Linked DNA regions of Homo sapiens: all the other regions are linked to region 1. Evidence: chromatin contacts called from ENCODE Hi-C data. All regions are on one chromosome and are shown on one strand. The core of a region is the stretch at or near the end of the contact, and the rest is flanking DNA. Distances in the headings are between cores, read along the strand shown. Region 1 holds the start of ZNF665 (zinc finger protein 665). Region 2 has its middle 32 kb from the start of CACNG6. Region 3 holds the start of PRKCG (protein kinase C gamma). Region 4 has its middle 18 kb from the start of NLRP12.

Evidence for each region. A loop is a pair of places that touch in the nucleus more often than their neighbours do. Pooled maps may share reads with other maps.
Region 2: a map of naive thymus-derived CD4-positive, alpha-beta T cell shows a loop between it and region 1 (33-fold over the local background). The contact joins the enhancer-like site here to the promoter of ZNF665 in region 1. A Hi-C loop is called at or near these places in 14 of 168 maps with a recorded cell type or tissue (B cell, CD4-positive, alpha-beta T cell, CD4-positive, alpha-beta memory T cell and 10 more), 27 of 37 single-sample maps with no recorded cell type and 28 of 50 pooled maps.
Region 3: a map of CD4-positive, alpha-beta memory T cell shows a loop between it and region 1 (10-fold over the local background). The contact joins the promoter of PRKCG here to the promoter of ZNF665 in region 1. A Hi-C loop is called at or near these places in 1 of 168 maps with a recorded cell type or tissue (CD4-positive, alpha-beta memory T cell), 1 of 37 single-sample maps with no recorded cell type and 7 of 50 pooled maps.
Region 4: a loop to region 1 is called in a map of naive thymus-derived CD4-positive, alpha-beta T cell, with 12 times the contacts of the local background. The contact joins the enhancer-like site here to the promoter of ZNF665 in region 1. A Hi-C loop is called at or near these places in 4 of 168 maps with a recorded cell type or tissue (B cell, Caco-2, mammary epithelial cell and 1 more), 2 of 37 single-sample maps with no recorded cell type and 9 of 50 pooled maps.

The regions. Positions count from the first base shown.
Region 1 is chr19:53,190,210-53,196,118 of GRCh38, reverse strand. ZNF665 (zinc finger protein 665) reads left to right here and starts at 2,761. Exons shown (of 4, transcript NM_024733.5): 1 at 2,761-2,807. RefSeq lists an enhancer at 2,796-2,945.
Region 2 is chr19:54,021,086-54,026,994 of GRCh38, reverse strand. No RefSeq gene overlaps it. Among named protein-coding and RNA genes, the nearest start is that of CACNG6, 32 kb to the right of the region's middle. RefSeq lists a silencer at 4,003-4,206. Within about 2 kb of position 2,959, at least 5 of the 41 ENCODE cell types and tissues checked have a DNase peak (open chromatin) inside an H3K27ac peak, as active enhancers do.
Region 3 is chr19:53,878,054-53,883,962 of GRCh38, reverse strand. It overlaps PRKCG (protein kinase C gamma), which reads right to left and starts at 1,766. Exons shown (of 18, transcript NM_002739.5): 1 at 1,299-1,766; 2 at 769-800. The coding sequence starts at 1,468. RefSeq lists an enhancer at 763-1,314.
Region 4 is chr19:53,838,911-53,844,819 of GRCh38, reverse strand. No RefSeq gene overlaps it. Among named protein-coding and RNA genes, the nearest start is that of NLRP12, 18 kb to the right of the region's middle. RefSeq lists enhancers at 3,726-4,493, 4,494-5,263. Within about 2 kb of position 2,504, at least 8 of the 41 ENCODE cell types and tissues checked have a DNase peak (open chromatin) inside an H3K27ac peak, as active enhancers do.

The DNA.
Region 1 (5,909 bases), core at 1,512-4,011:
AAGATTCCTATTCCCATGGTCAGGTTGGGATCTACCCTCAATAATAACTACGGTGGCCCAGGGCGTTGTAATCTGTGTGCAGCATTGAGCACCAAGGCTCTGTGTTCTGCGTTTCTGATTACATTTTTCAGCTCTAAAATTTCTCTGTTTTTCCTTTATAGCTTCTGTCTCTCTATTGATAGTCTCATTTTGCTCATATCTTGTTTTCCTGATTTCCTGTGGTTGTCTATGTGTGCTCTCCTCTTAATTCATTGACCATCTTGTGACTCTTATTTTCAATTCTTTGTCTGATAATTCACACATCTTCATTTCTTTAGTGTCAGTTTGTGGTGGTTTCATTTGTTCCTTTGTGTGGATCATGTTTCCTTTTCTCCTTGAATGTCTTGTTATCTTGGCACCTCAGCATTTCACTAATCAACCAGTCCTACTTTTTTATTTCTGGCTTCCTTCAGGGAGGACCTTCTCTATTCAGCCTGACTAGAGATTCTGGAAACCTCTGAAGCCTTTTCTGGGAATGTGTCGTCTCTGGGCTTTTGCTTGTAGTTACCTGAGAAGGTTTGCCAGTTTTTCTTCAGGAGAGCTCCTGTTGACAGTCTGCAATTCTGCAGTCCCTGTGTTTTCATGGTAAGCTGTGGTCTGGTTCTCCACCTAGTGTCTGCCTGCGTTACTGCAGACTCTCGTTTATGTTGCTTGCCTTTGTTCTCAATGGTTTCCCTGACCTGGCATCCTGTCACTTTTGATGGTACTTCTGTTACTTAACTGATTCTTTAGGTTTAATTGTAATTGTTGAGGGGTTTTTTGTTTTTGTTTTGTCTTTATTTTGTTGAGATGGGGTTTCACTATATTGCCCAGGCTGGTCTTGAACTCCTGGGCTCAAGCACCCCTCCTGCCTCAGGCTCTCAAAGTGCTGGGATTACAGGTGTGAGCCACTGCTCTCAGCCTAACTGTAATTCTTAGATGCCTGGGTTCGGGGCTTGCTCTGTCATTTCTAGCTCTTGGACCTTAGGCCAGTTTCTTAGCGTATCTGTGACAGTTTCTTTCTTTTTCTTTTTTTTGAGACGGAGTCTTGCTCTCGCCCAGGCTGGAGTGCAGGGGCGCCATCTCGGCTCACTGCAAGCTCCGCCTCCCGGGTTCACGCCATTCTCCTGCCTCAGCCTCCCGAGTAGAGTAGCTGGGACTACAGGCGCCCGCCACCACGCCCGGCTAATTTTTTTGTATTATCATTAGAGACGGGGTTTCACCGTGTTAGCCAGGATGGTCTCCTGGTGACCATCGTGATCCGCCCGGCTCGTGATCCGGTCCTGACCTCGTGATCCGCCCAGCTCGGCCTCCCAAAGTGCTGGGATTACAGGCGTGAGCCACAGCGCCCGGCCGACACAGTTGTTTCCTAGTAAGATAGGAAAAGATCTTTTTCTCATGGGCTATTATGTTGTTATTTGAGTTAATACAGGTAAAGTATTCCGAATAATGCCTTGCACATAGTGTTCAGAAAAGTCAGTCATTGCTATTGCCATTATCATCACAGTTTTTACTTCTGGCCAGTGTTTCTGTAAAGCCACTGTGGACCTTGTCACCTCAGAAGACATCATTCGTGCTTTAGCTTATCTAGATACGGAGTATCACTTAGTGTGTTGAAAATAATATCTAACACTTCTATAGAGATCAGCTTGTGTTTGGGTTTTTATTTGTCTATTTATTGTATTGTCCACAAAACTGAAAACTCCACACAGATTTAGAGGCTATTATAACTACTTAGGGAAAAGTACAATAAAACAGAATTAGGGAGACATAACTTGCTCAAAAATGCCTTCACGCTGGGGCGGTGGCTCAGTGAGCCGAGATCATGCCATTGCATTCCAGCCTGGGCGACAAGAGCAAGACTCTTGTCTAAAAAAAAAAAAAAAAAAAAAAAAACAACAACAAACCTCACATATTCGTATTTAAGAATATAGGAAACACTGATTCAGTTTCTTCTACTGTTCTCTCACAACACAGAATGCTACAGTTAGCCCAGAGGTACTGGGTTTTCCCACACACACCAAGCAAGCAATCCTGCCACAGACACCAGGTGCGTGTTCTCTCATTCCGTTCCATTTTGCCGGGACATGGCATCAGATCCCACACGTTGAGGGCTCAGTCCCACAATAGTGCACACATTTCAATGCCAGTCTCAAGCAGAGGTTGTGACTTGTGCTTACAGATCAGATATAAATCCAGGAGTCCCTTGACCCCCTCCTCAGGTTCAACGAATTTGCTAGAGTGGCTCACAAAATACAGGGAAACACTTTACATAGATTTACGTATTATAAAGGATATTACAAAGTTGACAGAAGAACAGCCAGATGGAAGGGATCAGTGAGGTGAGGCATGGGAGAAGGGGCGTTGAGCCTTGGTGCCCTCCCTGGGTGCACCACGCTGCAGGAGCCTCCCAGTGTTCACCTATCCAGAAGCTCCGCTGAATCCTCTCCTTTTGGGTTGTTATGGCGCCTTCATTACATATGCATGATTGCTTATATTACTGGCCATTGGTTAAACTTTTAGATAGCCTAAGTTTTGTTTTTTTTTTTTTTTGGGAGAGACGAAGTCTCACTCTGTCACCCAGGCTGGAGTGCAATGGCGCGATATCGGCTCATTGCAACCTCCGCCTCCAGGGTTCAGGCCCCGCCCCGGCCCCGCCCACCCTATGCTCTCAGTCCCTCCCAACGCCTGGCCTTTCCCCACCGCAACCCGCCCCTTTGCCTACTGCGCGGGCAGTTTCTTGCAAACCCGGAAGCAGATCTCTTGGAGTGAAGGCTGTTAGTCGCCGCGTGAGTTTCCCTCTATCTAGATTAAACCTGCGTTTCGGAGTCCCCTGCTCCTCCGTACCCGATGTCCGGGGGTTCGTATAGCCCTTAAAGTCCCCGCACGGCTCCCTCCATTCCATGTAAATTCAGACTTTGCCGCGAGACTCTGGGGGTCGCATCGCTTTGGGTTAAAATCACACAGGCTGGTCCTGCCCGCGGTCTTTCGGCCTTCAGACCATGCAGACACCTCCTTTCCTGCGCCGTTTCCTGCTTAAAACCCTTTACTGACCTGCGCCCTGTGAAGTCCTCATCTGCGAAGTGGGTGCAGGATTTTACCGTCCCCTAACCTCGCCCTAGTCAGCTACTGGAGCGTTAGCGCCGCAGCCCCAGTCCCGGGGAGGCCGCGCCTCTGCCTGGTCCTGGGATCCTGCATACCCCACCCCTCTCCTAAGGCGCCGTCGCCCCCCACCTCCCTCCTCCTCGTGCCGGGCCCTGCTGCTCCCTAGGCCTCCCCTTCGCAGTCACCGTTTCCCCTGAGCCCGCGTTGGGGAGGTGCCCGGGCCTTGTCCTGTGATACCCGGTGTTCTTGCCTGCCCAGCTCCACCCGCTGGAAAATGTGCTCCTCCAGGATCCAGGTGTCTTACTCCAAACCCTCCCTGTGAATGTGTGGGCCAAGGGGATCAGGAGACAGAGAGGGGGGCTGAGAGAAAAGTAGAAAAACGGAGACAGAGGAAAGAATGAGGGAAACCAGTAAACATGGCAAAGTAGAGGATGGGTCAGGATTTACAAAGAGACAGTAAGGGTGAAAGAAGTCGCTGAGAAAGTAACAGGATGGAGAAACAACTGGAGAAATGTAGAGAAAAGCTCGCTGTCTAGAGAGATGAAGGACAGCAAGGTAGGGAGAGGGGCAGCTCCTCAGACGGAGAGTTAGGGAGAGGAGGGGGTATTTGGAGCCAGGATAGACAGAGCAGCGTGGTGCTGGGACAGCAAGAAGGGGCAGCTGGTGACAAGGAGAGCAGAGGGAGAACCACAGCAGGGGGAGACCTGGGATCTGGGGGTGCCAAAGAGTGGGGACAAGGAAGTGAAACAGGGAAGAGGGGATTTAACAGGGAGAGCAGAGATAAGGGAAGAAAGAGGCAGAAATAGATGGAGATTGGGGACAACCAAAAGACGGGTGAAAGAGGAATAAGAGGTGAAACAAGTTGCAAGAATGGAACAGAACAAGTGGAAGAGAAGGATAGAGGGAAGGAGAAACAGCAGGAGAAGAGAGGGGCTCAAAATGAGGAGCAGAGACCCAGGCTGAAACACAGAAAAGAAACAAGGAGAGAGAAGAAGAGAATGAGAGAGATGTACAGAATGAGGGAGGGAAACACACAGGAAGGAAGAAAGAGGGGGACTATGGCCCAGATGCATGGTGGTTTCATTGGATATGGATAATTACATCGTGATATATTGATTTCTGTATCCATAATCTAACAAATTTTTTTTTTCTTAAGACAGAATCTCACTCTATTTCCCAGACTGGCGTGCAATGGCACGATCTCGACTCACTGTAACTCCGCCTCCTGGGTTCAAGCGATTCTCTTGCCTCAGCCTCCCGAGTAGCTGGGATTACAGGCATGCACCACCACACCTGGCTAACTTTTGTATTTTTAGTAGAGACGGGGTTTCACTATGTTGACCAGGCTGGTCTCGAACTCCTGACCTCAGGTGATCTACCCACCTCAGCGTCCCAAAATGCTGGGATTACAGGCATGAGCCACTGTGCCCAGCCCCTAATAATCTAACAAATTTTATATGTATATATTTTGTTTCTGTTATGGAGATGCTGGTGAGAATCACAAAAGTTTTGTCTATAAGACATGTGCATTTTATAATTCCTGGCATCAGAGGTTAGCTTCTATTTGCAATCTCTGTTCTAAGAGAGCAGTGACTTGACTCATTCAGTTATGGGTCACCCTCTTTCCTTTTCCTAGGATGGGGTAATGTGTAGGCAAGTGTATGAGTGAGGAGGAAAAACCAAAGTGTTTTTCCCACTCTCATAATCAAGTAATGAACGCTCAACAAAGAATGCATCGCCTCTCATCACCAAAACGTGTGGGGTGGGGATTTCTCCTCACCAACACGCAGTTCTTGAACAAACACTACCTGACTGTCCAATAATTTAATTCAATTCGGACACTGTCTACCCAGAGTTAGCATTAGATCCCACTAGTTGAGGGTTCCCTCTTCAGATACCAGCCCCAAGTCCCAGATTCGGAGCTTCGGATCCATTGAGTATAAATTTGGGATTCTCCTCATCCCTTCCTGAGGTGCTATTAATTTGCCAGAGCAGCTCATAGAACTCAGGGAAACATTTTCCTTGGTTTACCCAATTGTTTTTTGTTTGCCGGTCTGTTTTTGAGACGGAGTCTTGCTCTGTCACCCAGGCTGGAGTGCAATGGCACGATCTTGGCTCACTGCAACCTCCGCTTCCTGGGCTCAAGCAATTCTCCTGCCTCAGCCTCCCAAGTAGCTGGGATTACAGGCGTCCGCCACCACACCCAGATAATTTTTGTGTTTTTAGTAGAGAAGGGGGTTCACCATGTTGGCCAGGCTGGTCTTGAACTCCTGATCTCAGGTAATCCACCCACCTTGGCCTCCCAAAGTGCCGGGATTACAGGCATGAGCTACCGCACCCGGCCTACCTAATTGTTATAAAGGATACTACGAAGCATACAGATGAATGGTTTTAGCAAGTTAATTGAATCCAAGGAAGGGGTTAAGAGAATCACGGTATTTATCTGGTGAGAGTGTAGCCAACAGCTACTAGTAGCATGTAGCACACTGAGATCTTCACCTGGGAGAACTGACAGTGTCAGAGTGGAGTGAAATTGTAGGACCCACCACTGGGAGTGCACTGCAGAACTGGTCATTGTGGGAAAAACTGCACACATTTTGGTGACTACAAGTGAAGTATTCTGGGTTGAGTGTGACAATAGTATGAACAGTTTAATTTTTTCCTGTCTCAAACAGTAAAGGGAAGAGCTCTCCAACGGGCCCACCCACCTGTCTTAAGGCCTGCAATCTCAACTCAGGAGGTACTGGGAATGGTCTGTCCCTGCTCCGGGCTGTTGCTGGCTGTGG
Region 2 (5,909 bases), core at 1,710-4,209, 830 kb before region 1:
CAAACCATAGGTTGGAGAGGAGGAGAAAGGAAAAGCTCACCTTCAGAGTTTCTGACTGATTCAGTAGGTCTGGGGTGGGGCTCAAGAATTTGCCTTTCTGACGAGCTCCCAGGTGATGCTGACGCTGCTGGTTCAGGGACCACACTTTCACAACCAGCACGTCACTAAGCCTTAGACTAATCAAGATTCATGCCTGAAACTAGAAAAGGGCCAAGTCTCCAAGGAACAAGGGTGGCCAACTGACACCTGAACAAAATCAGGGTTCTCGGCTGGGTGCGGTGGCTCAGGCCTGTAATCCCAGCACTTTGGGAGGCTGAGGTGGGCGAATCACGAGGTCAGGAGTTTGAGACCAGCCTGACCAACATGGTGAAACCCCGTCTCTACTAAAAATTCAAAAATTAGCTGGGTGTGGTGGCGAGCACCTGTAATCCAGCTACTGGGGAGGCTGAGGCAGGAGAATCACTTGAATCTGGGAGGTGGAGTTTGCAGTGAGCTGAGATTGCACCACTGCACTCTAGCCTGGGCGACAGAGCAAGACTGCATCTCAAGAAACAAAAACAAAAACAAAATCAGGATTCTCTTAGCAGAGAAGATTTTGGATTTTGAGAAACACCTGTCCCTTATATCGTACGATGACTTTTCTCTTATTTTTTCTGATCTTAATATAATTATATCAGCTTCCTGGAGAAGTTCCTCCACCACATTTTCTTACTTGTTCATTTTTCTTCAGCTGTATCAATTCTGCCTTTTTTTTTTTTTTTTTTAAAGAGACACGGTCTCACCATGTTGCCCAGACTGGTCTCGAACTCCTGGTCTCAAGTGATCATCCCACCTCAGCCTCTCAAAGTGCTGGGATTACAGGCGTGAGCCACGGCACCCACCCTACTGCCTATTCTGTTAGAGGATAATGTTATATATTTTTTACCATCATGTATTTTTATACTTTTTATTTCCATAAGCCTCTTGCTTTATGGAAAATTGTTCTTGTTTCATATTGCTAATATGTGTCCTTTTTTAGTATGTTTCTTTTTTTTTCTTTTTATTTTTTGAGACAGGGTCTTGCACTGTCACACAGACTGGAGTGCAGTGGCACAATCATAGCTCACTGCAGCCTTGACCTCCCAGGCTCAAGCAATCCTCCTGCCTCAGCCTCCCAAGTAGCTGGGGCCACAGGTGTGCACCACCACACTGGGCTAATTTTTTTTTTTTTTTTTTTGTAGAGATGGGAATCTCACTATGTTGCCCAGGCTGGCTTTGTTAAGAAGTACATTTCTTATGCTAATTATAAATTCTTGATCTATCTGACACCTCCTCCCCCGAAAAAAACACTCTCATTGCTTCACCACACCAAGCAACTGACAAAGCTTTATATTCAAGTCCTCAGGGAGAACATCCAGTTTTAAAACACAGCTGCAAGTTGTTAGACATTCTCTCTTCTTTTTTTTTTTTTTTTTTTGAGATGGAGTTTCGCTCTTGTTGTCCAAGCTAGAGTGCAATGGCACGATCTCAGCTCACTGCAACCTCCACCTCCCAGGTTCAGGCAATTCTCCTGCCTCAGCCTCCAGAGTAGCTGGGATTACAGGCACCCGCCACCATGCCTGGCTAATTTTGTGTGTGTGTGTGTGTGTGTGTGTGTGTGTGTGTGTGTGTGTGTGTGTATTTTTAGTAGAAACGGGGTTTCACCATGTTAGCCAGGCTGGTCTCAAACTCCTGACCTCAGGTAATCCACCTGCCTCGGCCTCCCAAAGTGCTGGGATTACAGGCATGAGCCACCGCGCCCAGCTGACATTCTCCCTTCTACAGGTGCAGTCTATAGCTCCTTGCTCTGAAATATTGGTGAGTCCCTGACTGCTTCGGCTGATAGAGTCAGAATAGACACCGTCTCTACATTTAACAAATAAACTAAAAATTATCCAGGCATGGTGGCATATGCCTGTAGTTCCAACTATTTGGGAGGCTGAGGCAGGAGGATCTCTTGAGTCCAGGAGGTCAAGGCTGCAGTGAGCTATAATTACACCACTGCACTCCAGCCTAGAGGCAACTTCTGAGTCTAGATCATAAAAGGTGATTCACCTTCTGCCTTGTTTGCTGAACCAAACGTCATGCAGGAAGTCTGCCTGTCCTGAGACCACCATGCTGTGAGGAAGCCCAAGTCACACAGAGAGGCCACGTGTGGGCACTCGGGTCAGCTGTCCTCCAGCTGCGCACAACCGTGGAGTCATCCAGCCCAGACACCGGACGTATGAGTGAAGACGCTCCCAGATCTTCCAGATAATTCCGGCACCCTCCATTCCAGTCTTTGCAGCTGAGGCTGCAGATAAAACCACCCTTGCTGTACTCTGTCCAAATTCTTGACTGCTAGAATCTACGAGTATAAATAAACTATAGCCGGGCGTGGTGGCTCACACCTGTAATCCCAGCACTTTGGGAGGCTGAGGCAGGCGGGTCACCTAAGGTCAGGAATTCAAGACCAGCCTGGCCAACGTGGTGAAACCCCGTCTCTACTAAAAATACAAAAATTAGCTGGGCGTGGTGGCTCGTACCTGTAATCCCAGCTAGCAGGGAGGCTGAGGCAGGGGAATCCCGCTTGAACCCGGGAGATGGAGGCTGCAGTGAGCCAAGATCGCACCACTGCACTCCAGCCTGGACGACAGAGCGAGACTCTGCCTCATAAAAGGAAGGAAGGAAGGAAGGAAGGAAGGAAAGAAGGAAGGAAGGAAGGAAGGAAGGATGGATGGATAAATAGCAGTTGTTTTTTGCCACGAAGTTTGGGGTGACTGGGTGTAAGTCAGCAGGTAACCAGAACAGAGAAGCTGCCCTGAGAGAGGGCAATTGTCCTAATTTAAAGGGATGACGCCTTTCGTTCCGTGGCCCCAGCTCTAGGTCCAAGTTGTTGCTGTCATTTTCGCCGCTAGGTGGCGGCTCATGACTGTTTCCAGCCAACGGCGGGGCAGCAAGAGGGGATGTCAATTTCTCTCCCAGCCTCGCCAGCTGATGGGGCCTTCAGCCTGGTGCCTAGTACATCAGTTAAGCACGGTGATTATTATTTCCTTGCAGAAACCCAACCTCACCCTACCTCTCCGCACGCTCATACCCTCGTTTCCAGCCTCAAGCCTTTTGCTGGAGTCCATGAAGCCCCGCAGAGAGGCTGCAGACACGGGGGCGCCTTAGCCCAGTTCCAGAGACCCTAGTTCAGCCTGCAGCTTGAGAAGGAAGTGGGGAGCTGGGGAGGCCACGCTCCCTCCGCTCCGGTCTTCTACCCCAGGGCTGGTCTTTCGCTGACGCTTCAGGAAATGAAACGCAGTACATTGCAACATCATGCACTGTTTCCCCCCCTACAATATGAAATTTAATTTTTTTAAGCATTACTGATTTATTTTTTAGGGCAAATAAAAATTGTATGTACTTATGGTGTACAACATGATGTGCTGAAATAGTATACGTTGTGAAAAGGCTAAATTGAGCTAATTTACATGTGCATTGCCTCACATTTATCATTTTTGTGTGTGTGGTAAGAACACTTACAATCTACTCTCTTAGGAAGGCTCAAGAACACAGCACATCCGTGTTAACTAAAGCCCCTCTGTTGCAGCATCATCCTCTTAAAGCCCATCCCCTCCTGGGCTTCCCTCACTGTGAGTCTGCAGCTGACACCACAAAAATTCAGGCCATCAAGTTCTAACTCATAAAATAGAATTACCATGGGATCCAGCAATTCCATTTCTGGGGAGATACCCAAAAGAATTCCAAGCAGGATCTTGAAGAGATATGTATGTATGTATGTATGTATTTTTTGAGACGGAGTCTCACTCTGTCAGCCAGGCTGGAATGCAGTGGTGCGATCTCAGCTCACTGCAACCTCTGCCTCCTGGGTTTAAGTGATTCTGCTGCCTCAGTCTCCCGAGTAGCTGGGACTACAGGCACCTAACACCATGCCCAGCTAATTTTTGTATTTTTAGTAGAGATGGGGTTTTGCCATGTTGACCCGGGTGGTCTTGAACTCCTGACCTCAGGTGATCCACCCTCCTCGGCTTCCCAAGCCAAGGATTACAGGCATGAGTCACTGCCCCCAGCCTATCTGTGTATTTATTTTTGAGACAGGGTCTCTCTCTCTGTTGCCTGGTGAGTAATACAGTAGTGTGATCTTGGCTTACTTATTGCAGCCTCGACCTCCTGGGCTCGAGCGACCTTCTCACTTCAGCCTCCTGAATAGTTGGGACTACAGGCATGCACCACCAAGCCCAGCTACTTTTAATTTTAATTTTATTTTATTTTACTTTTGTAGAGACAGGGTTTCACCATGTTGCCTAGGCTAGTCTTGAACTCCTGGGCCCAAGTGATCCACCCTCCTTGGCCTCCCGAAGTACTGGGATTACAGGCGTGAGCCACCACGCTCGGCCGGAAGAGATAATTTATACGTTGATGTTCTTAACAGCATTATTCACAAAAACCAAGAAATGGAAGCAATGTAAGTGCCATCAATGAATGAATGTGTAAAGAAAGTGTGGGATCTACATAAATGGACAAGCATTCAGCCTCTGAAAGGAAGGAGATGCTGACATGTACCTGTGGGAGGCCAACACTTGTTACCAAGAGACCTGATCAGTGAAGAACCTTGAACAGCCACCCCGGAATGACTTCTGGTTTGGGGCTTTCAAAGAGTGGGTGACAGTGTGGCCCTTGCCTTCATCAGCCTTGAATCCGCGAGGAGCTGAGCACGGGATCGTGGTCTGAGAATCAGGGGAAAGACTCCTGGGCAGCTTCCCTGTTCTGAGCAAGCTACTCCCCTTCCCTGGAACTGTCTTATGTATCCAGTGATTTCACAAATATTTGTCGAGCACGTACTATGGACCAGGCATTTTGAAAAGACTGTTACTGTTGGCTGGGTGCGGCGGCTCATGCCTGCAATCCCAGCACTTTGGGAGACCGAGGCTGGCGGATCATGAGGTCAGGACTTCCAGACCAGCCTGACCAACATGGTGAAACCCCATCTCCACTAAAAATACAAAAATTAGCTGGGCGTGGTGGTGGACGCGTGTAGTCCCAGCTACTTGGGAGGCTGAGGCACGAGAATCACTTGAACCCGGGAGGCAGAGGTTGCAGTGAGTTGAGGTCACACCACTGCACTCCAGCCTGGGCGACAGAGCAAGACTCCATCTGAAAGAAAAAAACAACAAACTGTAGATTGTAACAAGAGACATGCTAGAAATCAAGAGGGATGCACTATAACACAATGAGTGTATGGGAGGTGGGTCTTTCCTTTGCAAAGTGGGTAAGGGAAGACTTGGATGAAAATATGTTGAAGCTGAGAATTAAAAACAGTGTAAGTATCCAGCCATGAGAAATGCAAAGAGAATGACACTTCAGGCAGAAGGCACAGCGCAGGCAAAGGCCCTGGGGCAGGAGCAAGCCTGGCCAGTACTAGTTCCAAGAATGGACACAGGCCAGCGTGGCTGAGGCAAAGTGAGCCGGCTAGAGCACAGCAGGAGAAGGGAGGTGCTAAGCCCGGATCATGCAGAACTTTGCAAGTTGTGATAAGAAGTTTGAATGTGGGGCCGGGTGCAGTGGCTCACGCCTGTTACCCCAGCACTTTGGGAGGCCAAGGCGGGGCAGATCACGAGGTCAGGAAATCAAGACCATCCTGGCTAACACGGTGAAACCCCGTCTCTACCAAAAATACAAAAAATTAGCCAGGTGTGGTGGTGGACGCCTGTAGTCCCAGCTACTTGGGAGGCTGAGGCAGGAGAATGGCGTGAACCCGGGAGGCGGAGCTTGCAGTGAGCTGAGATCGCACCACTGCACTCCAGCTTGGGCGACAGAGCGAGACTCCGTCTCAAAAAAAAAAAAAGAAGTTTGAATGTAGCTGGGCCCAGTGGCTCATGCCTGTCATCCCAGCACTTTGGGAGGCC
Region 3 (5,909 bases), core at 517-3,016, 690 kb before region 1:
GGGCTCAGAGTCAGAAACAGAGACGCAGAGACTTACAGAGAGACACAGAGCACAGAGCTCAGGGAAGGGAGATGGAAAAAGAGAGAAAGAAAATAGGATCCCATTGACAAACAGACACAGGCCCACGGACGGAGATCAGAAAGCCAGGAGAGAGGCAGACAGATTCAAAGAGCGAAAACCGAAATATCTTCAGACGCAGCCCAGGAAGCAGCAACTTGGGCAGAAGTGAGTCTGGGGGCGCTGCTGCCGGCCCGCCCCCCACCCTGACTCACTCTGTTCTCAGCAGTAGCAGCTGGTGCTCAAGGACTCGCCCCCCTCTCCCGCCCCCCAGAACTGCCGGCCCCGCCCGGCCCCCACTCGCCCATTGGTGACCCCACCCGGCCTGCCCCTGCCTAGGACGGCTGGTGTTGTCATGGCGACGGCAGCCTGGGGTGGGGGGGGGCTCTGACTTTGCATCTCCAGCCCCCTCCCCCTTCCCCCCTTCAGCTCCCCTTTTCCAAATCTCCATGTTCCCATGGCAACAGATTCTCCAAATATCTGTCCCCACCTGGAGCCGGCCGAGGGAGGGGCCCCCAGCACCACCTCCGCGGTGGCCCCACCATCAAAGCTCCCTCCCCACCACAGGCTGTGTCTCTGCCACACCCCCCGCCCCGGGCTCCCCCGCGCCTCTCTGGGGACCAGAGAACACGTGTGTCAAGCAGCCTCAGCTGTGGGGCCCCAGCCTCCACCCTCCTGAGGGTCCCAGGAGCCCCGGTCCCCAGCTCTTACCTTGACATTGCAGGCCCTGCTTTCCGATACCCCTGGAAGAGTCAGGGATCCTAGGTCAGTGCAGAAAGGGGTACCTGGACCCCCAACCTCTGCGAGCCACAGGGGGCCTGCGCTCTCTGACCCTCCTCCCGCAGGGCCCAGGTGTCCAAGCCCCGGCCACCTCCTCTTTCTAGAACCCAGAAATTTTGGCCCCCAGCCCTTCTTCCCTTAGACTGGAGTTCAGCCCCCAGTTTCTTCCTCCTTCAGACCCAGGAATCCAGGCTCCCAGCCCCCCAGGCCCTTCCTCCCTCAGACCCAAGACTCCAGGACCTCTGTCCTCCAGCCTCCTCCTCCCTCGGACCCAGCACTCCAGGAACCAGCCTCCTCCTCACTGAAACCCAGGAGTCGAAGCTCCCAGCGTTCCCTGGCCATCCTAGAACCTGGGAGTCGGGACTACAGCCCCCTCCTTCTTCCTTCCACAGGGGTCGGCGTGATAGGAGTCTGCACCCCTAGTCCCCTCGTCCCCCAGTCCCCCAGCCCCCTTCCCTCACCAGATGAAGTCGGTGCAGTGGCTGCAGAAGGTGGGCTGCTTGAAGAAGCGAGCGGTGAACTTGTGGCTCTTGACTTCGTGGACCACCTTCTGCCTCAGGGCCCCCTTTCTGCAAAACAGGGGCCGGGGTCCCCCCTCTGAATCGCCTACGCCGGGGCCCAGACCAGCCATGGCCCCAGAAACGTAGCAGGGACCAGGATCCTGCCTTTCTTGGGGGAAACAGGTGGAAGGGAGAGGAGCTGGAGACTCGAAGGATCAAAGGAGCCACAGGGAAATTCCGAGGTGGGCAGGAGAGGGGCAAGGCACCTCCAGGTGCGGAGCGCGCCAGGCAGGGAGCGGCACCCCGGGCGCGCCGGCTCCGCCAGGGGGAGCGGGCGAGTGGGGAGGAAGAGCCAAAGGCAGGGGCGCCGGCAGCCGGAGGCACGGGCGGCGGCGGTGGGAGCTCCAGCTCCGGCACCTGCTGAAATGTGGGAGCCCCGGGTTGGGGGAGGCGTTGCCAGGACGACCGAGAGGGCGGGGTTTCGGCTTAAAGGCGCTCCCCTCCCGGAGACACGGGACAAATGTCCTCCCTCCCCGCCCCCCACACGTGCACACACCCACTCCGGGGGCTGGCTGGAGGGAGGGGCATCCTCTGAGCCTGGCTCCCCCCCACCACCCTGCAATCTGTCATCCTGCCCCGCGTTCCTCCCCCACTAGGGTGCCTCGTGTGTCCTGTGGGCGCCCTGGGGTCCCTGTGTCTGACCCTGCCCCTCTCCTTCCTTCAACAAACTTTATGCTCCACGCTAGGGGTCCAGCAGTGGACAGGCAGGGCGCTAAGGTTCTCACTTTCTCCGATGCCGGCTGAGTCTTTATTTCCTCCCCTGGCCTCTCCATTATTTGTGTAGCTCTCTGCCTGCGTGTGTCTTTCTTGTGACCTCTGTCCCTCTCCCTCTATTCCTGGAGCGAGCTTTCTCGATGTGTCTCTGTTTCTGCCTCTCAGTGGATCTGTTTTCTTTTCCCTGTCTCCGAGAAATGCTGTTTCTATTTCTTTCTATTTCTCTATTTCCTCTGCTGTGTGTCTCCATCTGTATCTGTCGCCATCTCTGGGTCTTGGTGTCGTGGTTCTTCTCGGGGTCTTGGTCTGCCTCACTGTGAATCAGTCTCCCTCTGTCTCTCCCTCTACGTCTGATAAATTCTTCCGCCTCTGTCTCCCTGAGTTTGTTTCTTTCCCTGTCTTTGTCTCTCTGGCTCTGTGAATCTCTATTCTCTCTCAGGCTGTGACTCTGTCTCCCCCTCCCTCTGCAACTTGATCTCTTTGGGAGTCCGTCTCTGTCTTCCTCTCTGGGAGTCACTCTCTAAATGCTTGCCCCTGTCTCTCCCTCTCTCTCCTCACCTCCACCCGTCTTTATAAATGCCTTTGTCTCTGTCTCTCTCCCTTCCTCCGGTTCTGCAACTCCGTCTCTGTTTTTGTTTGTCTCTTCCTATATCTCTCTGGTTCCATCTGTTTCTCTGTACTTGTCCCTCTCTGGCTCTGTTGATCTCTCTCTCTCTCTCTGATGCTAGGGGGGTCTCTCTCCTGTCTATGACTCAGTCTCTCTCTCCCTCTTCTCTTCTCTGTCTCTGTCCCTTTCTCTCTGACCCAATCTCTCTCCCTCTTCTCTTCTCTGTCTCTGTCTCTGTCCCTTTCTCTCTGACCCAATCTCTATTTGTCTCTCTGGCTCTATGAATCTCTTTCTGTTTCTGGGGATCTCCCCGTCCCTCTGTGTCTGTGATTCACTCTCCCTGTGTCTCTGGCTCTCTGAATCTATTCATCTCTCTGACTCTCTGAATCTGTGTCTCTGGCTCTATGAATGTCTATGTCTCTCTGACTCTGAATCTGTGTCTCCGGCTCTATGAATGTCTCTCTATGTCTCTCTGACTCCCTGAATCTGTGTCTCTGGCTCTATAAATCTATGTCTCTCTGACTCTGAATCTCTCTGTGTCTCCGGCTCTATGAATGTCTCTCTATGTCTCTCTGACTCTGAATCTCTCTGTGTCTCTGGCTCTATGAATCTCTATGTTTCTCTGACTCTGAATCTCTCTGTGTCTCTGGCTCTATGAATGTCTTTCTATGTCTCTCTGACTCTCTGAATCTCTGTGTCTCTGGCTCTATGAATCTCTATGTCTCTATGAATCTCTGTGTCTCTGGCTCTATGAATCTCTTTCTATGTCTCTCTGACTCTCCGAATCCCTCTGTGTCTCTGGCTCTATGAATCTCTCTGTTTGTCTCTTTGGCTCTGTGAATCTCTGTGATTCAGGCTCTCTGAATCTCTCTATATGTCTATGAATCTCTCTGTGTCTCTGGCTCTATGAATGTCTCTCTATGTCTCTCTGACTCTCTGAATCTCTGTGTCTCTGGCTCTATGAATCTTTCTATGTCTCTCTGACTCTCCGAATCTGTGTCTCTGGCTCTATGAATCTCTCTGTTTGTCTCGTTGGCTCTGTGAATCTCTGTGATTCAGGCTCTCTGAATCTCTCTATATGTCTCTATGAATCTCTCTGTGTCTCTGGCTCTCTGAATCTCTGTCTCTGGCTCTAGGAATCTCTGTCGAGGGTCTCTAGATAGAGACTTCCCTCTCTGTGTCTCTGTGATTCAGTCTCTCTCCCTCTTCCCTTTTCTGTGTCTCTCTCTCTGTCCCCTTCTCTGACCCACTCCATGTGTCTATCTGGCCCTGTGAGTCTCTCTCCATCTCTGAGGTCTCTCCCTCTCTCCCTGTGTCTCTGTGATTCAGTCTCTCTCCCTCCTGTCTTTTCTATGTCTCTGTCCTCTGTCCTCTTCTCTGACCCACTCTACGTGTCTCTCTGGCCCTGTGAATCTCTCTGTCTTTGAGGTCTCTCCCTCCCTCTAAGTGTCTCTGTGATTCAATCCCTGTCTCCCTCTCTCTAGATCTCGCTGGCTTCGGCATCCTCTCTGTGCGCCCCCTCTCAGGAAAGGGGTCTCTCCAAGGGCCGGCGCGGTCAGTCTCTTCCGGCCTCCACACCTCTTGGTCGCTCTACCCGCGTCCCCGCCTCTCTCTGGTCGGGCTCTGCGCCTCCCCGGCTCGGGAGCGCTTCCCAGTCCCCGCTCCCGGGAGACCCTCTCTGTTGCCAGGGGCAACCACGGCCCGCCCCGGGCTGCGGGCGCAGTGCATTCTGGGACTGGTAGTCCGAGCCTGCGGACCAGCCACTCTCGGGACACGACCGAGAACTCCGCCTCCCGGCGTGCCCCGCGAGGCTGGGCGGGACGCTGCGGCGGCGCCTGGGAGGGACTCTGGACGCCCAGCTTACCTTCTCTGGGACTTTTCAGGGGTTCGGGGCGGGTTTCCTGGGATTCCCAAAGCCGAAGGGAAGGTGGGGGAATCCGAGTCCTCTTGTAACCACTCTCCCTAAATGTGGAGTCCACTGGCCTTCCAGCCACCTCCAGGTGACCTAGGGCGAAGGATAGGCGGCGGGGATGGCCCCGAAACCGACCTAGGAATCCCACCACGTTCTAGTCCAGTGTCCTTGAGTTCTTTCCCGAGTTAACCAACGTATCACCCCAGAGTTCTATAGCTGTTCTTTCGGATGCCTTCCAGAAGGGATTCAGGCATGGGATGGGAGAGAAGGGTGGGCGAGGCGTCCTTTAAGAAGACAGCGATGGAGTGGGTTGGAGCTCAAGAGTGGACGCTGCAGAAATGAAAAGGAGGCCTTTCCTCATCCAACGACAGTGTGTGCCCCAGCTGGCCTTTCCTTCTCCCCTTCCAGGGGAACCCTTCCCTCCCTTGCGGTATCTCTCCCCAATTGCTTTTGCGGATGTAGATGCAGATAGCGGGTTCTGTGATCATCGAATTTTCTTTAAAACTTTTTTTTAAATAGAGACGAGGTCTTGCTGTGTTGCCCAGGCTGGTCTTGAACTCCTGGGCTTAAGCGATCCTCCCGCCTTGTCCTCCCAGTGTTGGGACTACAGGCGTGAGCCTCCGCGCCGGCTGATCATGGAATATATATATATATATATATATATATATATATATATATATATTTTTTTTTTTTTTTTTTTTTTTTTTTTTTCAGACGGAGTCCCGCTCTGTCTCCCAGGCTGGAGTGCAGTGTGGCGCGATCTCGGCTCACTACAACCTCCGCCTCCCAGGTTCAAGCGATTCTCCTGCCTCAGCCTCATGAGTAGCTGGAACTACAGGTGCCCTCCACCACGCCCGGCTAATTTTTGTATTTTTAGTAAAGACGGGGTTTCACCATGTTGGCCAGGATGGTCTCGATCTCCTAACCTCGTGATCCACCCGCCTCAGCCTCCCAAAGTGCTGGGATTACAGACGTGAGCCACCCGCCGGGCCTGATCTGGGAATTTTGTAGGGCTTATATTTATTTGTGTATTTGTGATTCTCCTGAGGTCCGGGAAATATGTAGGCGGAGGATTACCTAGGTGCCCAGGCAAGAGACTGAAGGCACAAACTGTTTCAGTATAATAAACAAAATAGTTAGAATAAGAATAGTCATAATACAAATTAGATGTAGAGATGATCATGGACAATTATCAATCATTATTATAAACATTATTAATCATTAGCTTTTAATATTACTCTTTGCTGCATTACTAATGTAAGCTAGGAATAACCGGCAG
Region 4 (5,909 bases), core at 1,255-3,754, 650 kb before region 1:
CTTTCCTTAAAATACATATATTTCAGCCTGGGCAACATAGTAAGACCCCGTCTCTACAAAAAGATACAAAGATTAGTTGGGCATAGTGGTGTGCACCTGTAATTCCAGCCAGCTGGGGGGTTGAAGTGGGAGGATTGCTTGAACCTGGAAGGTTGAGGCTGCAGTGAACTGTGATCTTGCCACTGCCCTCCAGCCTGGACAACAGAGCAAGACCCTGTCTCAAAAACAAATAAATAAAAAACAAAAACCATATGTTTGCTTAAATTAAAAAAAAACACAAAAAACAAAACTTCGGCTGGGCACGGTGGCTCACACCTGTAATCCCAGCACTTTGGGAGGCCAAGGTGGGCAGATCACGAGGTCAGGAGATCGAGACCATCCTGAGTAACATGGTGAAACCCCGTCTCTTTTAACACACACACACACACACACACACACACACACACACACACACACACAAAAGCCAGGCGTGGTGGCGGGCACCTGTAGTCCCAGCTACTCGGGAGGCTGAGGCAAGAGAATGGTGTGAACCCAGGAGGCGGAGCTTGCAGTGACCCGAGATCATGCCACTGCACTCCAGCCTGGGTGACACAGCAAGACTCGGTCTCAAAAAAAACAAAACAAAACAAAACAAAAACCTTCAAGCAGCTATGACATAAGTGAGCACAGGTTTACTCATTAGTCTTTGTGTACGTATCAAAGAAAAACGTGAGCAAATATTTACATACCAAGTGTCCTGAAATTAGGATCAACTATATATTTATTCCATAACTTGTCATTGTAGAAGACATTATTTTTGTAGCATTTAGAGACTCATTTGAATAATTCAAATGATTATGAACTTGCAACCTGGAAACCATGACAGTTATGGACAGCTATGTTTTCTAGAATCTTTTTTTTTGTGTAAAATTCCCGATTAAACGGTGTAAATTATGTTTGCAAAAAGAAGGTGAATTTGCTGAACAAACGTATGATAATTAGCCATGGCTGTGACTTTGCCGATAGTTTTTGTTTTGTTTTGTTTTGTTTTGAGATGGAATCTCACTCTGTCACCCAGGCTGGAGTGCAGTGGCATGATCTGCAAGCTCACTGCAAGCTCTGCCTCCTAGGCTAATTTTTTGTATTTTTAGTGGAGACCGGGTTTCACTGTGTTAGCCAGGATGGTCTCGATCTCCTGACCTCGTGATCCGCCCATCTCAGCCTCCCAAAGTGCTGGGATTACAGGTATGAGCCACCACACCCGGCCTTTGCCGATAGAGTTTTAAGTATCTCAACCTGCACGGAAGACTGCATAGATTATTTTAGAATCTGGAACAAATAAAAAGTCATTCCTCTTTGCAAAGTTATTCTGTGCATAAAATAAATAAATGACTCTAACAGATTAAGTCTAGAACAGTGGTTCTCAACGGAGGGCAATTTTGCCTCTTGTTTTAAGATGTAGGGTCTTTTGGGGGGTGGGGTTGTATGTTTGTTTGTTTTTTGAGACAGGGTCTAGCTCTGTCACCCAGGCTGGAGTACAGTGGCGCAATCTTTGCTCACTGCAACCTCTACCTCCCGGGTTCAAGCGATTCTCCTGCCTTGGCCTCCTGTATAGCTGGGATTACAGGCGCCTGCCACCACACCCGGCGAATTTTTGTATTTTTAGTAGAGCCGGGGTTTCACTATGTTGGCCAGACTGGTCTCGAACTCCTGACGTCAGGTGATACTCCTGCCTCGGCCTCCCAGAGTGCTGGGATTACAGGCGTGAGCCACTGCGCCTGGCAAAACGTAAGCTTTATTATTCAGTTATTGTGAGGCCAACAGATCAGGAGACAGTTGCCATTGATAAGACAGTTTGTGGCTGGACACGGTGGCTTTTGCCTGTAATCCCAGCACTTTAGGAGGCAGAGGCAGGTGGATCACCTGAGGTCAGCGGTTCGAGACCAGCCTGGCCAACATGGTGAAACCGCGTCTCTACTAAAAATACAAAAATCAGCTGGGCGCGGTGGCAGGTGCCTATAATCCCAGCTACTCGGGAGGCTGAGGCAGGAGAATCGCTGGAACCCGGGAGGCAGACGTTGCGGTGAGCCCAGATTTCGCCACTACACTCCAGCCTGGGCGACAGAGCGAGACTTTGTCTCAAAAAGGTAAGTAAATTAAATAAATAATAGAAAACATCTCTGCTATTTTTGTCAGAGTTGAATCACCCAAGTAGAATTACTGTAAGAATATTCATGCGTGAGACCATATTAATTTCTAAAACTGCCGGTTGACCTTCTGAACTGGCTTTACCCTCTGCTGGTCATCACTGGCTTTAACAAAGAAGAGGTTTTTTTCCCCCTAAGGGAACAATGGCATTCCTTTAACTTGCATTTCTTACTGATTTGTTATCAGAACTTGGCACTTGGCTGCGTGTCAATTTATGGCATTGTTCACTGAGACTATTCCTATTAAGTTTTACTTCCTCAGTTGACTCCGTGGTGAGTCATTACAAAGTTTAAAGGGAACGCGATTAGGTTTACTTCCCCTCGAACAGCCTGTCTTCTGCTCGCCCACCTGTGTCTCAGCGCCCTCTACTGGTGCCTAAAATCCTATCATAATTTAGTCCACAGGAAATAAAACAAAATCCTCTGCAGTCCCAGGCCAGCCCTAGCCGGGCCCTCCGAAACAGAGGTCAGAGGTCAGTCTAGAAAACTCAGAAAGGGGCGCTTTTCATTGTTCCATATGAAAATCATTCCAATTTTGATTTTCACCATCCACGGAAGCCTCAATTTAAAAAAAAAAGTATCTTGCATGAATTGACTGCTGGGCAATCAGTCCTAAGATTGAAATTGTTTGTGATTTTCAGTTACCGGTTAATGACTAGACAATTAGGCAGAAAGAAATCACTTGCCCAGGCCGGGTGCGGTGGCTCACGCCTGTAATCCCAGCACTTTGGGAGGCCGAGGAGGGCGGATCAGCTGAGGTTGGGAGTTCAAGACCAACCTGGCCAACATGGTGAAACCCCGTCTCTACTAAAAATACAAAAAAATTAGCCAGGCATGGTGGCGGGCGCCTGTAATCCCAGCTACTCGGGAGGCTGAAGCAGGAGAATTGCTTGAACCCGGGAGGCAGAGGTTGCAGTGAGCTGAGATCATGCCACTGCACTCCAGTCTGGGCAACAGAGCAAGACTAGGTCTTAAAAACAAAAAGAGAGAGAAAATAAATCACATGCGCCAGGCAGAGCTGTGTAACCCAAGCCTCAATTTGCTCAGGTGTAAAAGATGCATTCCACCTTCCAAGAATGTTCATTAATTTTCTTAAGTACAGGCATATGTGGAGCCCAAGGTCGTTACAGCTAACTCTGGTCCCCTTAGTTTTATATACTTTGACCAGTAGGAGTGTTCCTAAAACTAGCTAGATAGGAGAGTTGTTTTATAGAAATTATATCTCTTCTTGGCAATAAAACTAGGGTACCTTCTATCTGAAGCCTGAATTGAAAACGTAATACCAATTTGGACCAAGCACAGTTGCTCACGCCTGTAATCTCAGCACTTTGGGAGGCCAAGGAGGGAGGATTGCTTGAGCCCGGGAGTTTGAGACCAGCCTGGGCAACATAGTGAAACCTCATCTCTACTAAAAATTAAAAAAAGAAATTAGCCAGATGTGCTGGTACGTGCCTGAAACCCCAGCTACTCAGGAGACTGAGGCAGGAGGATGGCTGGAGCCCAGGAGTTTTGAGGTTTCAGTGAGTCATGATTGCACCACTGTACTCCAGCCTGGGTGACAGAGTGAGATCATGTCTCAAAAAAAAAAAAAAAAACAACTAAGAATAAAAAAAATAAAAACGCAAAACATGGTACCATTTTAGTTTTTCTTTCTTGTTTTTTTTTTTTTTTTTTTTGAGATGTTGTCTTGCTCTGTCGTCCAGGCTGGAGTGCAATGGCACAATCTCGGCTCCCTGCAACCTCTGCCTCCCAGGTTAAAGGGATTCTCCTGCCTCATCCTCCCGAGTAGCTAGGATTGCAGGCATGCACCACCAAGCCCAGCTGATTTTTGTATTTTTAGTAGAGACGGGGTTTCACCATGTTGGCCAGGCTGGGCTCGAACTCCTGACCTCAGGTGATCTGCCCAACTCGGCCTCTCAAAGTGCTGGGATTAGAGGCTTGAGCCACCGCTCCCGGCCTGTTCTGGACTTTTTAAAAGCATTTTAATTAATTTAAAGTATTAATTTAGGCCAGGCACGGTGGTTTACGCCTGTAATCCCAGCACTTTGGAAGGCTGAGGCGGGCGGATCACCTGAGGTCAGGAGTTCGAGACCAGCCTGACCAGCATGGCAAAACCCCATCTCTACTAAAAATGCACAACAAATTAGCCAGGCATGGTGACGCACACCTGTAATCCCAGCTACTCAGAAGGCTGAGGCAGGAGAATCGCTAGATTCCGGGAGGCAGAGATTGCAGTGAGCCAACATCGCGCCACTGCACTCCAGCCTGGGCGACAGAACAAGACTCCATCTCAAAAAAAAATAAAAATAAAAAAAGAATTAATTTAAAAACAACAAGAACAAAAGAATGAAAAGTAATTCGTGAATAACCTTTTCATATTGATTGCATGAAATAATAATGTTTTGGATATAGTGGGTTAAATAAAATACATTAACTTTATTTGTATTGATTTATATAATTTTTTTTTTTTTTCAGACAGAGTCTCACTCTGTCGGTCAGGCTGGAGTGCAGTGGCACGATCTCGGCTCACTACAACCTCCGTCTCCTGGGCTTAAGTAATCCTCCTGCCTCAGCCTCCCGAGTAGCTGGGATTACAGGCACCCACCACCACGCCGGGCTAATTTTTGTATTTTTAATAGAGACAGGGTTTCACCATGTTGGCCAGGCTGGTCTCAAACTCCTGACCTCAGGTAATCTGCCCGTCTCGGCCTCCCAAAGTGCTGGAATTACAGGCGTGAGCCACCGCACCCGGCCTTAATTTTTTTTTTTTTTTAAACAGAGTTTTACTCTTGTTGCCCAGGCTCGAGTGCAATGGCGCGATCTCGGCTCACCACTCCCTCTGCCTCCCAGGTTGAAGTGATTCTCCTGCCTCAGCCTTCCTAGTAGCTGGGATTACAGGCATGCGCCACCACACCCAGCTAATTTTGTATTTTCAGTAGAGACGGGGTTTCTCCATGCTGGTCAGGCTGGTCTCAAACTCCTGACCTCAGGTAATCCGCCTACCTCGGCCTCCCAAAGTGCTGGGATTACAGGCGTGAGCATGAAGGGGTGGGTTGCCCCTCCACACCTGTGGGTGTTTCTCGTTAGGTGGAACAAGAGACTTGGAAAAGAAAAAGACACAGAGACAAAGTATAGAGAAAGAAATAAGGGGGCCCAGGGGACCAGCGTTCAGCATACGGAGGATCCCCCGGCCTCTGAGTTCCCTTAGTATTTATTGATCATTTTGGGGTGTTTCTCAGAGAGGGGGATGTGGCAGGGTCATAGGATAATAGTGGAGAGAAGGTCAGCAGATAAACACGTTAACAAAGGTCTCTGTATCACAGACAAGGTAAAGAATTAAGTGCTGTGCTTTAGATATGCATACACATAAACATCTCAATGCCTTACGGAGCAGTATTGCTGCCCGCATGTCCCACCTCCAGCCCTAAGGCGGTTTTCCCCTATCTCAGTAGATGGAACATACAATCAGGTTTTACACCGAGACATTCCATTGCCCAGGGACGGGCAGGAGACGGATGCCTTCCTCTTGTCTCAACAGCAAAGAGGCATGCCTTCCTCTTTTACTAATCCTCCTCAGCACAGACCCTTTACGGGTGTCGGGCTGGGAGACGGTCAGGTCTTTCCCTTCCCATGAGGCCATATTTCAGACTATCACATGGGGAGAAACCTTGGACAATACCTGGCTTTCCTAGGCAGAGGTCCCTGCGGCCTTCCGCAGTGTTT